Linked DNA regions of Homo sapiens: region 2 is linked to region 1. Evidence: chromatin contacts called from ENCODE Hi-C or POLR2A ChIA-PET data. All regions are on one chromosome and are shown on one strand. The core of a region is the stretch at or near the end of the contact, and the rest is flanking DNA. Distances in the headings are between cores, read along the strand shown. Region 1 overlaps PODXL (podocalyxin like). Region 2 has its middle 68 kb from the start of PODXL.

Evidence for each region. A loop is a pair of places that touch in the nucleus more often than their neighbours do. ChIA-PET counts read pairs that join two places held with the same protein, here RNA polymerase II (POLR2A). Pooled maps may share reads with other maps.
Region 2: a loop to region 1 is called in a map of heart right ventricle, with 12 times the contacts of the local background. The contact joins two enhancer-like sites. A Hi-C loop is called at or near these places in 5 of 168 maps with a recorded cell type or tissue (astrocyte of the cerebellum, cardiac septum, endothelial cell of umbilical vein and 1 more) and 1 of 50 pooled maps. POLR2A ChIA-PET finds 5 or more read pairs at or near these places in 6 of 52 experiments (BJ, GM12878, H1 and 3 more).

Annotation. Positions count from the first base shown.
Region 1 is chr7:131,510,083-131,516,635 of GRCh38, reverse strand. It overlaps PODXL (podocalyxin like), which reads left to right. Exons shown (of 9, transcript NM_001018111.3): 2 at 5,203-5,808; 3 at 6,305-6,400. Among named protein-coding and RNA genes, the nearest start is that of PODXL, 43 kb to the left of the region's middle. RefSeq lists an enhancer at 2,503-3,362. Within about 2 kb of position 2,980, at least 13 of the 41 ENCODE cell types and tissues checked have a DNase peak (open chromatin) inside an H3K27ac peak, as active enhancers do; they include endothelial cell of umbilical vein and heart right ventricle, where a contact is called at or near this core.
Region 2 is chr7:131,621,739-131,628,291 of GRCh38, reverse strand. No RefSeq gene overlaps it. Among named protein-coding and RNA genes, the nearest start is that of PODXL, 68 kb to the right of the region's middle. RefSeq lists enhancers at 3,027-3,692, 3,693-4,360. Within about 2 kb of position 2,354, at least 10 of the 41 ENCODE cell types and tissues checked have a DNase peak (open chromatin) inside an H3K27ac peak, as active enhancers do; they include endothelial cell of umbilical vein and heart right ventricle, where a contact is called at or near this core.

The sequences.
Region 1 (6,553 bases), core at 1,731-4,230:
ATGTTGCTTAAAGCCTTGTAAAGGGAGTGTCATTTGAGTTCTCATGACACACCAGAGCATGAGTGAGCAGGACATACATGATAAACACTCTGTTTCTCCAAGACTTTTTTTTTTCTTCTGAGACACAGTATCTCTCTGTCTCCCAGGTTGGAGTGCAGTGGTGCTATCTCCTGGGTTCAAGCAATTCTCCTGCCTCAGCCTCCTGAGTAGCCAGGATTACAGGCATGCGCCAACACGCCCGGCTAATTTTTGTATTTTTAGTAGAGACGGGGTTTCACCATGTTGGCCAGGCTGGTCTCAAACTCCCGACCTTGTGATCCGCCTGCCTCAGCCTCCCAAATTGCTGGGATTACAGGCGTGAGCCACCGTGCCCAGCCAAGACTTTCATTTCTTCCTATACATTGTTCCAGGGAATTTCTGACAACTCAGCTTTATTTAATGTAGGTTTCCATTGAGTCCAGGTTTCAGTCATCCAACTAAGAAAGCAATGAGAACTACCTGTAGCTGCTTGAGTCAGCATATTGGATCCAAAACCTATGCTATGCATACCCATACTGGGTAATTCAGCCTGATGTAAAATTATCATCATCCTCCTTTTGATACAGCACCCTTATGTTAAATATCCATAAATATTTGCAAGTTTTTTTGTAGATATTTTTAGTGTGTGAGCCTTCTCCTAGGTCAGAGTCTGTGTTTTTCCTCCTGGGACATATTGGAATCTGACTGTTGTTATAGGTATGAAGAAAATAAAGAGCAGTGGGGATCATGATGAGATTTGGCTTTCGGTGCCAATGAGCTGAAGTGAGGTTATTGAGGATCTTACAGGAGAGCAGTGGTAGAGCTTCCTGGCAAGTGAATTCCATTGAAGATGGAGATTTATGGGTAGTCTGATTCATCTACACCCTCTCATGTCACCATTTAATTCTCTAAGTTGGCCAGGCGCGGTGGCTCACGTCTGTAATCCCTGCACTTTGGGAGGCCAAGGTGGGCGGAATATCTGAGGTCAGTAGTTCGAGACCAGCCTGGCTAACATGGTGAAACCCCATTTCTACTAAAAATACAAAAAATTAGTTGGGCATGGTGGCGTGCACTTGTAATCTCAGCTACTTGGGAGGCTGAGGCAGGAGAATTGCTTGAACCTGGGAGGCTGAGGTTGCAGTGAGCCGAGATCGCACCATTGCACTCCAGCTTGGGCGACAGGAGCGAAACTCTGTCTCAAAAAAAAAATTCTCTAGGTCCTATTTTCACATAAGAGACCTGGTGAGCTTATGAATTAAGTTAACACCCTAATTCGGCAACTCACGGAATTAAGCTTTTAAAGTCTTTTAAAGGGCCCTCTCAGCCCTTCAGCTGCAAACAAAGAGACTCCTTGAATGTGTTCTTGGAAAGTCTCTGGTTTTCAGTCTGTGCTTTTATAGGAGGTTTAGGAATTTGAATTTGTTGTTCTCTTTCTTGAAACCAGTAGTTTTTACTGGCAGTGATTTTGTCGCCGTCAGGAGACATTTGGCAATATCTGGAGACATTTTTCATGGTTACAACTGGAAAGGGGCGTGCATGTGTATTACTTGCATCTAATAGACAGAGGCCAGGAATGCTGCTCAGCATTCTGCGTATAATGCATAGGACAACTGCCTATAACAAGAAATATCCAGTTCAAAATGCCAATAGTTTCAGAGTTGACAAATCCTGTTTTAAGCTGTTCACCACTGTAAGAAGCAACCATCCAGGGCTGGGTGCCATGGCTCACACCTGTAATCCCAGCACTTTGGGAGGCCGAGGCTGGAGGATCACTTGAGCCTAGAAGTTTGAGACTAGCCTGGCCATTATAGTGAGATCTCATCTCTACAAATTAGAAAAAAAAATTAGCTGGGTGTGGTGGTGCGTGCTTGTGGTCTCAGCTACTCGGAGGCTGAGGTGGGAGGACTGATTGAGCCTAGGAGGTCAAGGCTGTAGTGAGTCCTGATTGTGCCACTGTACTCCAGCTTGGGCAACAGAGCAAGATCCTGTCTCACAAACAAAACAAAACAAAAAACAATCATCCCACCAATTTCTTAATTCCCTAAATATGCTGATATAGTCCCTTAGCAATCTAGTATCTTGCCAGATGACACTATGATGCCATCAATAGTAAGAAGCACTGTTACTTTATGAACTACTAAGAAGAAAAAATGCCTGTCAAACCCTCACATTGCACTGTTCCCCCCGCCACCCCACTTTTTTTTGGAGACTGTGTCTCACTCTGTCACCCAGGCCGGAGTGCAGTGGCACAATCTTGGCTCACTACACCTCCGCCTCCCAGGTTCAAGCTATTCTCCTGCCTCAGCCTCCTGAGTAGCTAGGATTACAGGTGCCCGCCACCACGCCTGGCTAATTTTTGTATTTTTAGTAGAGATGAAGTTTCACAATGTTGGCCAGGCTGGTCTCAGGTGACCTCAGGTGATCCACCTGCCTTGGCCTCCCAAAGTGCTGGGATTACAGGCATGAGCCACCGCACCCAGCCTGTATTGCTTTTTAAAACACATTTGGTGAGTGTGCCTTTCATACTCTGGCAGCAGCCACTGGGCCACACCAAAGCCACTTCCTGGGCACTTCACTCTAGATTAGAGGTGATAATGTGACTGCTTATCCTTGAGATATCATGGGACACTTGCAAGTATTCCTTAATACTTGCAGAATTTTGACTGCCCTTTGTCCCCAGTAAGGCCTGACAACCAATCCTTGAAGTCTTGCTGCTGGCGGCTACTCCTGATAAACATTTCTGCTTTTCAGTAGCAAAATGTGTGTGTAAAAGATATGGGGATACTGTCCAGTGTATGGAGTAGCTGGGATTGCTGGAGGCCACATGCAGGGCTACTTTGAACCTCACTCAAGCCAGGCTGTAGATTCAGGGAGGCCAGCGCTGCTTACCCATGCCAAGCACTAGGTGGCGCTGCGGCCCAGGATGAGTGCTTGGCCTCACCTCCATGCATGATGTCACCACTCCTGCCTGCAGAGCCCGTCACGGCTGGAATGAGACTGCACGTTCATGGTGGCACTGCCACCTGCTTATGCTCATCCCAGGGGAGGCTGGCAAGGCAAAGAGCTGGCATTTTCATAGGAGCATCAACATAGGAGGCAGATTCTGCTGCCATCAAGTCTCACGGGGTGCGGAACTCCCAAATATAGAGAAATGGTATGGGTGCTGGCTGGCACAGAGTACGGGATGCAGCCATCAGCCCCCTTCCCACCACTCCCTTCTGCTCCAGACAGAAAACTAGGAATCACCTTAGATTCTCTTCTTCCCTCACTTAGGACATCAACAAGCAGTTGATCTCCAAAACAGTCTTGACTCTCTCCACCTTTTGTCTCCAGTGTCAATAGCTTCCTGTGGCCAACGCTGTTCATTCCATCTGGATTACTGTGATTGCCTCCTAACTTCTCTTTCCTCTTCCACACACTCTTCTTTCCAGTCTGCATTCCCCAAAGCAGCAGGAACAGGTTTCTCTGTAAGTCATCCTATAAAACTTCTGTGCTTTAATGCCTTCAGTGGCTTCTTTTTTGCACCAAGAATAAAATCTGGAATCTGCATGTTGGCCTCTGAGGAGTATGATCTTATGTCTCCTTCTTCTGCGTAGGATGTGATTTTTTTTTTTTTTTTTTTTGAGACGGAGTCTTGCTCAGTCGCCCAGGCTGAAGTGCAGTGGTGCCATCTTGGCTCACTGCAACCTCTGCCTCCCGGGTTCAAGCCGTTCTCCTGCCTCAGCCTCCCAAGTAGCTGGGATCACCACGCCCAGTTACTTTACTACCATCACCACGCCCAGCTTATTTATTTTTTATTTTTAGTAGAGATGGGGTTTCTCTATATTGGCCAGACTGGTCTGTAACTCCTGACCTCAAGTGATCTGCCTGCCTCAGCCTCCCAAAGTGCTGGGATTAAAGGCATGAGCCACCACACCCGGCTGAATGTGATTTTTAAGAGGGCCTTTTATTCTCAAAAATGTCTGGTTTGGACGCTCAGTTGCTATCACTGTCATAAGACCCTGCATTTTCTCAGCCCTGAACCTGACCCCTCCTTACCAAACTCCATTCCTGCTTGTCTTCTGTCAGCAGCTTTCCCTACTCGGGGGCTTTGCAGATTCTGTTCCTTCTGCTGGGGACACTTCTCCTCCCATTCTTCACACAGCATTCTCCTTGCTATCCTTCAGGGCTTAGCTTAACCATCATCGCAGAGATGCCTTTCTTTCCCTCATTCGACATGGTCCCTCCCCGCTCGTCTCTGCATCATTTCCTTCCTCACTTCCTCCGTGTAGTAAGCAGATTTGACGGCTGCTCTGTCCAGGTGGTTAGTCTCTGCCTCCCCACCAGAGTGTTAGCTTCTTGAGGGTACGACTCTCTGTGTCGTGTTCACCATTGTGTCTCCATTGCCTGACACAGATCCTATTTCCTCAAGAAATGACAGGTGAAGCCACCATGCTGCATGCAGTCCGGGCACTCGGCCTTTCTTTCTTGGCACAGCTCACCTAGTACTGAAATAGTAATTTGTGTAATTTCAGTTTATCATCAGTTTCTCCTAGATATAACTTCCATGAGAACAGGGCCCATGTCTTTTTTGCTTAAGCTCAGAACAGGGCCAGGGCAGTTCAGGAAGCATTAGTCTGTGGAATTTTCTGTGGGCCACGTGCCTGGGAGCTGGGGAGGAGGAGACAGAGGTGTTCCTGGCAGCTGGTTCTGGGGTAGCATATTGAGAAACTTAAAGGGGATGTGTGTGGGGCTGGACGGGGAGGGCAGGGCATGCATGACAGCCTCCACGTGTGGTGGGCCTCATTGGCCTGGGCTCGCCTTCAGCAGAATTTTGCTTTTCTGACCCTGCTGCACTCCAAGCTGCCCTCTTAGAGGTTTCATGCCAGGCGTGGTGGCTCACGCCTGTAATCCCAGCTCTGAGGGAGGCAGAGGCGGGAGGATAGCTTGAGCCCAGGAGTTCAAGACCTGCCTGGGCAATATAGCAAGACCCCATTCTCCACAAAAAGGAAGAAGAAAAAAAAAAGACAGAAAAAAGAGGTTTCTTGAACCTCCGAAAATTCTGGATTCACCAAAGACCCAGGCCTTTAGCAAGGCAGACAGCAGGGCTGCGAGCAAGGCCTCTGAATCCTGGGGAAGAGCTGGAGAAGCGTGGTGAGGAAGCCTCCCAGCCCTAACTCCATTCTCTGTTATCTTTACAAACAGCAACCCAGACTACTACGGACTCATCTAACAAAACAGCACCGACTCCAGCATCCAGTGTCACCATCATGGCTACAGATACAGCCCAGCAGAGCACAGTCCCCACTTCCAAGGCCAACGAAATCTTGGCCTCGGTCAAGGCGACCACCCTTGGTGTATCCAGTGACTCACCGGGGACTACAACCCTGGCTCAGCAAGTCTCAGGCCCAGTCAACACTACCGTGGCTAGAGGAGGCGGCTCAGGCAACCCTACTACCACCATCGAGAGCCCCAAGAGCACAAAAAGTGCAGACACCACTACAGTTGCAACCTCCACAGCCACAGCTAAACCTAACACCACAAGCAGCCAGAATGGAGCAGAAGATACAACAAACTCTGGGGGGAAAAGCAGCCACAGTGTGACCACAGACCTCACATCCACTAAGGCAGAACATCTGACGACCCCTCACCCTACAAGTCCACTTAGCCCCCGACAACCCACTTCGACGCATCCTGTGGCCACCCCAACAAGCTCGGGACATGACCATCTTATGAAAATTTCAAGCAGTTCAAGCACTGTGGCTATCCCTGGCTACACCTTCACAAGCCCGGGGATGACCACCACCCTACGTAAGTAATGCCTGGTTTTCTTCAAGCACCAAGAAACTTTTCAGGGCCAGGCGTGATGGCTCTGAAAAGGCTCATGCCTTGTAATCCCAGCACTTTGGGAGGCCGAGACAGGTGGATCACCTGAGGTCAGGAGTTCGAGACCAGCCTGGCCAACATGGCGAAACCCTGTCTCTACTAAAAATACAAACATTAGCTGGGTATGGTGGCAGGCGCCTGTAATCCCAGCTACTCAGGAGGCTGAGGCAGGAGAATTGCTTGAACCTGAGAGGGGAATAGTTTCTATTTCATACCTATTTATTTATTTATTTATTTATTTTTGAGATGGAGTCTCGCTCTGTCACCCAGGCTGGAGTGCGGTGGCATGATCTCTGCTCACTGCAACCTCCACCTCCGGGTTCAAGCAATTCTCCTGCCTCAGCCTCCCGAGTAGCTGGGACTACAGGTGTGCACCAGCACACCAGCTAATTTTTTTTTTTTTTTTTTTTTTTTTTTCAAGTAGAGACAGTGTTTCACCATGTCAGCCAGGCTGGTCTTGAACTCCTGACCTCGGGTGATCTGCCCACCTTGGCCTCCCAAAGTGCTGGGATTACAGGTATGAGCCACCATGCCCGGCCGATACCTGTTTACTTACTTACTTACTTATTATTTATAAGAGCTTGTCTTAACCTAGTAAATCAATTTCAAAATCTACCTATGGATCAAGAGCCTTAGGATCATGGCCCATCTCAGACCTGTGGACCCAGAG
Region 2 (6,553 bases), core at 1,105-3,604, 110 kb before region 1:
CCCATGACCATCAGCTGGGCTTGCACCCTCTGCAGTGCTGGGTCCCAAGAAATATTTGTTGCATTGAAATGATGAATGAGCATCAATTTAATGAGGGGAAATATCAGTCAGTTTAGTCAAGCAACTGGCTTGACTTGGGGATGGAGGTACCTTTCTTTTCCCTGAATTCTGGTCTTAATGAGGGCCCTAGGCTGGCACACAGAGCTTGGAGCAGTATCACGTGGAGGGCACTGCCCCGACACCTGCTGTTTCCTTCACATGGTCCTAAATGAAGGGCCAGCCCAAGGGGAGCAGCTGGGCCCCGCTGTGTTTTCAGAACCCAAGATTGCCTCTGGCATCAGCAAATAGCACCAGAAATTTTAATCAGAAGGCAGGGACAAAGTAAATAAATAAAAAGAAACCAGTGACAGCTGCCTGCCATCACCCTAATTAAAAACAAATATGCAATCCACCATGGTCAGCTTTCTGCAGTTCCTTGGCTCCCCCTTCACACACACACACACGTGTGCACACGCAGGCAATAGGCCACCTGTGTAGGGACAGAGGTCACCGTCATGCGGGCAGAGCCCTGGGCCCAGACAGAGAGAGACTCCTCAGTGCGTTTGAGTAGGTTACCCAGATAGACGCGGCCACAGTGCTGAGCCCCTGCAGTCTTGCGTCCTCACACCAGCCTCAAGCTTGTCCCTGGGAGCTGGACCTCCACCCCCAGGCTTCCCAGCATGCTGTTCCTTAGGACTGGGAAACTCCTGGCACAGGTTTCCAGGGCCCACTCCTTCCCTTCATTCCAATATTGCTCAGATGTCACCTCTTCAGAGAGGCCTTCTCTGCACATCCTATCAAAAATAGCACACGTGCAACCTGTTGCCTTCTTTTTATTTTTGTATTTATTTATTTTTTGAGACAGAGTCTTGCTCTGCTGCCCAAGCTGGAGTGCAGTGGTGCAATCGCAGCTCACTGCAGGCTCAAACTCCTGGGCTCCAGTGATCCTCCTGCCTAAGCCTCCTGAGTAGCTGGGACTACAGGCATGAGGCATCACATCCAGCTAATTCCTTTATTTTTTGTTAAGGCGGGATCTTGCTATGTTGCCCAGGTTGGTTTCCAACTCCTGGGTTTAAGGGACCTCGCAGCTGAGACTACAGGTGCTAGCCACCACGCCTGGCCTCCTGTCACCTTCTAACCCCTTGTGTCATTTTATTTGTCTTCCAAGCCCCCCTCTCTATGTGAGGTTATATTATTTTTACTTGTTTTCACTAGTTTATCTGTTACCTTCTCAGCCCCCTGTGCTAGCCCTGCACATTCACACCAACCTGTGGACAGGGATGGCTGGACTCACTGGGTCTCCCGAGCTGCTCAAACGATGCACGGCACACAGTAACCTGCCAACAAATATTTATCAAATGAACAAAGGGTTTTTCCTTCCATGTCAAGATGACCTCTCTGACTTACCATGGGAAGTGAAGCTGCTCTTTCCAGTAAAGGGTGAGGTGTAGAGTGTTCCCCTTCACTCTCGTCACAAGGCCACCAACCCGAGGCCTGCACAGAGGTGGCTCTAGGAGAAATGACCATCACAATAGCCTCCCTGTGCCAGGCCCTCTGCTAGGTTCTCTGCGTGTATTTATTTATTTATTCATCACTTATTTATTCCCTCTGATGACCTTAGTGGTGGCTATTTGTACCCCCATTTAGCAGATGAGAAAGCCAGGGCTTGGAGGAGGAACTTAAGTTTCCCAAGACCATTGAGCTCATCCATGATAGAGCCAGAACTTAAACTCACATCTGTTTGATTCCAGAGCTCAGCTACAAAGAAAGTTTTTCCTAGGACAAAACTACAGCCATTGAACCATCCCTACTAAAACCTCCCCTCAGCCACCCAGAAAGCACCTGGCCCTGACCCTGCTTCCTGGAGGTCACCAGACTGCCCAGGGAGGGGCGCATTTCCCACCTGCACACTCACAGCACTGACGGTGCTGAAGGAGTTAATGAGACTCAGCCTCGCACCCAAGTTTCCAAAGACTCATCAAAGCCTTTGGGGGGATGAGGGAGAGGTGGGTTTGGTGGGAGCAGGGGGAGGGTGCAGAGGGCAGGCTGTGGGATGGAACGCTCTCCTTTCTAAGCATTGTCTGCCGTTATCACAGGGCAGGGAAGAGCTTGCTCAGAGGCTCCCCCTTCCCTGAACGGATAGACATCTCTTGGAGTTATCTCAGCCAGAGGAGAAAGCTGTCACCCCAGGGCAGCCAGACTCCCGAGGCCTAAGACAATGGGGCGGAGTTTCCGGCCAGGGTCAGCTGCAAGATGGGAGGCAGGGCCCCAAGACGGCCAGCAGCAGGCAGAAACTCAGGGCACTGTCAGAGAGACCCACGGGGGCAGGGAGACCCAGGCTCCAGGACGCCCCAGCTGTTGACTCACTGCATGTCTCAGGAACAAGTCACTTCTGTGTGTCTTTGTCTCCTCCTCAAAAGGACAAACTCATCCCACACCTGCCCCTCCAGGGCTCAGAGGAGATCGGCCAGGGAAAGGGAAATGGAAGGCCAGCTACTAACAGAGAGAGGCTTTAAGTAACAACACAGTTTTCGCTGAGTGCAATAGCTCGCACCTGTAATCCCAGCACTTTGGGAGGCCAAGGTGGGCAGATCACTTGAGACCAGGAGTTCAAGAACAGCCTGGCCAACATGGTGAAAACCCGTCTCTATTAAACATACAAAAATTAGCTGGCACGGTGGCAGGTGCCGGTAGTCCCAGCTATTCAGGATGCTGAGTCAGGAGAATCGCTTGAACCTGGGAGGCGGAGGTTACAGTGAGCTGAGATCACACCATTGCCCTCCAGCCTGTGTGAAAGAGTGAGACTCCATCTCAAAAAAAAAAAAAGAGAGAGAGAAATAACGCAGTTTTCCAGAATCCTGAAGTTTCCTGTGCACAGGCGCTCCATGGGCACTTTCCACAGGTATCATCTCACCTTAACCCCCACAACACTCTGAGAAGTAGGTACTTTCTTTTTTTTTTTTTGAGATGGAGTCTCGTTCTGTCACCCAGGCTGGAGTGCAATGGCATGATCTCAGCTCAATGCAACCTCCACCTCCTGGGTTCAAGTGGTTCTTGTGCCTCAACCTCCTGAGTAGCTGGCATTACAGCTGCCCGCCACCACGCTCAGCTAATTTTTGTATTTTTAGTAGAGATGGGGTTTCACCATGTTGGCCAGGCTGGTCTTGAACTCCTGACCTCAAGTGATCCACCCGCCTCGGCCTCCCAAAGTGCTTGGATTACGGGCGTGAGCCACCACGCCTTGCCAGAAGTAGGCACTTTCATTGTTCCTGCTTTACAGATGAGGAAACTAAAGCTCCAAAGGGTTAAGTCACTTGCCCTAGGAACTTCTGTGCTGCATTTTTAGATCCCACCATCCTCTAGCCTTTCCAGTTACTATCAACTCAATTATGGGTCCAGAGCTCCCCAGGAAACTTTCCACGAGGAATGAGGATGGTTCTATTGTCTGCCACAACACCTCTGACCCATTTAAGCCACAGACAGTATGGGCCCGTTGACCAACATATGGAGCTGTGGAGCTGTGTGGTTCTTTTCCGCTCTAATGATACATTTCCTGCTTCATGTCATCGCTGGCTTTTGGAGACCCTTTGATGGGCGGGGCCCCCTCATGGCACACAGCTCACTAGGTGGGTAAGGACCCTGGGAATCAGGAGATTGAATTTCAGGCTCAGTTCTGCTGCTAACGGCAGTGTGACCTCTGCCTGTCGCATGGTGGGAAACCTGCCCTCCACACTTTAGAGTGGCCTTCCCAGGGCCCACGTGAGCCCTCCCCGCAGTTGGTCCTATGCAATGTGCTAGTGCTGAGTTGCTGAAAGGGCAGTAAAAAGGAGAATGCTCTCCAGGAGGTAAGGAAGGACGCATGTGAGGTCAACACTGTTCAGCACAGAACATTGAGGCAGAACAAGTTCCCCACGGGAGGCCCCGAGGCCCCACTCTGCAGCAGGAGCTCATACAGGACCTGGACACCTGAGATGGGACCCAAAGCTGAATCCAGGGGTAACAGATTCTGCCAGGGGCCAATCTAGCCAAGCACGAGTTACCTGTCCAGTCTCTATTAAACATACAAAAGTTAAATTCTTTGATCATGCAGTTCGATGTCTTTGATCATGCAAATAATTTATAGACCCCAGAGCCTTGTAGTAAGCTTATTGCCCAAAGAGGCTCAGTGAACACACAGAAACTCTAGGACTGTTAAAGGCAGAAGAAACAAAATGACCTTCTTAAAAGAAAGTATCATCTTTGGCCAGGTGCAGTGGCTTATGCCTATAATCCCAGCACTTTGGGAGGCCGAGGCAGGCGGATCACGAGGTCAGGAGTTCAAGACCCACCTGGCCAACATGGTGAAACCCCGTCTCTACTAAAGACACAAAAAATTAGCCAGGTGTGGTGGTACACGCCTGTAATCCCAGCTAATTGGGAGGCTGAAGCAGGAGAATCGCTTGAACTCAGGAGGCGGAGATTGCAGTGAGCCGAGATCATGCCATCGCATGATCCAGCATGACAGGGTGAGATCCTGTCTCAAAAAAAAAAGCATAATCTTTTAGAGCACCATCTCCAAGCACGTACATGGGGCAGATTTGAGGGTGGTTGTTGATGCTGAGAGTTTAAGTTTAAACAGGGCATTTGAACAGGGCGCCCAGACCAAAGATCCAACTGATTTTTCTAGGTGTGACCCCGGTACTCCAGCAGAACCTTTGAGGTTCCTGTCAACTCTATTTTTGTCCCTCTGTCTGGGAAAACTGACTAAATTTCCTTTTATTTGGAACCAAGCCCAACTCTGAAGTTGGGTGGATGTAGTCACACTTCCGCACCCAAGTTTCCGCAGGTTTGAAAACAAGGCTGGGTGTTGCAGAGAACAGCTGTGCTAACAAGCACGGGTCTTATCTGTCGGAGCCTCATCCTGCCGGGGTGTCCCGTAGAGCCAGGGCAGTGACTGAAGAGTGGCCAGCCACACCCCCACGGGCCCGGGGGTGGGCAGGGATCCTGAGCCAGAGTCACAAAGGGGCTGGCTTATCAGATAAGGAGCCCCTGGGAAAACCCTTAGCAAGGATCTGAAGAGTCCGTTCACCGGGATGGGGGACTTGCCTCCCAAAACTGCTTCCAGAACCTTCTCCAGAAAGACTGGCCTGCTTAACCCCACCCTACCTGAGCTGCCTCCTTTCTCTGCATTCCAGTACCCAAGTCGCATTGAGTCAACCCATCTCTGCGCACAGGGTCTAGCTCTCTTTCTAATCAACTATAAGCCCTCGGAGTCATCACGTGTCCTCTTCCATGCTGGACCCTTTATCAAGGCCTGCCTTGGAGGGAGCTTTTTCCATCTGCCTGGATGCCTCGGTGGTTCTCAACTGTGGCTGCACAGCAGAGCCATCTCAGGAAAGTTAGAAAATACCCCTGCCCTGGGCTTACCCCAGAGTTTCCAGTTTAACTGGTGTGGGATGCAACTCCAGCATTGGGATTGATTGATTAATTGATTGATTGGAGACACCGTCTTGCTCTGTGGTCAGGCTGGAGTGCAGTGGTGCAATAGCACCTCACTGCAGCCTCAACCTCCCAGGCTCAAGCAATCCTCAGCCTCCTGAGTAGCTAGGACCACACGTGCACCCCACCTCACCCGGCTAATGTTTTTTGTTTGTTTGTTTTGTTTTTTCATTTTCTTTGTGGAGACAGGGTCTTGCTGTGTTGCCCAGGTTGGTCTCAACTTCCTCGCCTCAACCCATCCTCCCACCTCAGCCCCCAAAAGTGCTGGGATTACAGACGTGAACCACTGTGTGCAGCCCTTGGTATTTTTTTTAAAATATGCAGCCAGGGCTGAGGTCTTCTGCTCTGGAGTGTGGACACCAACCTGGAGCTGCAATTCCTAACTCTAAAGGCTGGGAATTTGAAATGAGGACCCAGGAGGGAGCGGGTAGAGTTCCCCCACACAGCCTCTTTAAAGAGCACAGAGATCGGCCAGGTGCGGTGGCTCACGCCTGTAATCCCAGCACTTTGGGAAGCCAAGGCTGGTGGGTGGATCACAAGGTCAGGAAATCAAGACCATCCTGGCTAACACAGTGAAACCCCTTCTCTACTAAAAATACAAAAAATTAGCCGGGTGTAGTGGCAGGCACCTGTAGTCCCAGCTACTCGGGAGGCTGAGGCAGGAGAATCGCTTGAATCCAGGAGGCAGAGGTTGCAGTGAGTCGAGATCGCACCACTGCACTCCAGCCTGGGTGACAGAGCGAGACTCTGTCTCAAAAAAAAAAGAAAAAGCACAGAGATCAACATAGTGAGTCCCTCATTGGACTGGGGCTGCTGGCTGGGGGAAGGGAATTGGCCACAGGGTAGAATCTTCCTCCCTCCCAAAGCAGAGACCATGACTTCCAGCCAGGAAAGATATCAAAATGCTTATCAATGGACATAATCGGTCAGAACAGTTCCCTGACCATCCAGACTGATGCCAGCCACACTGTTATATACCTACTGGATGCCAGCCCAGCTCTGGGCTTCTGTGCTCACCCTTTAAAACTCACCACAG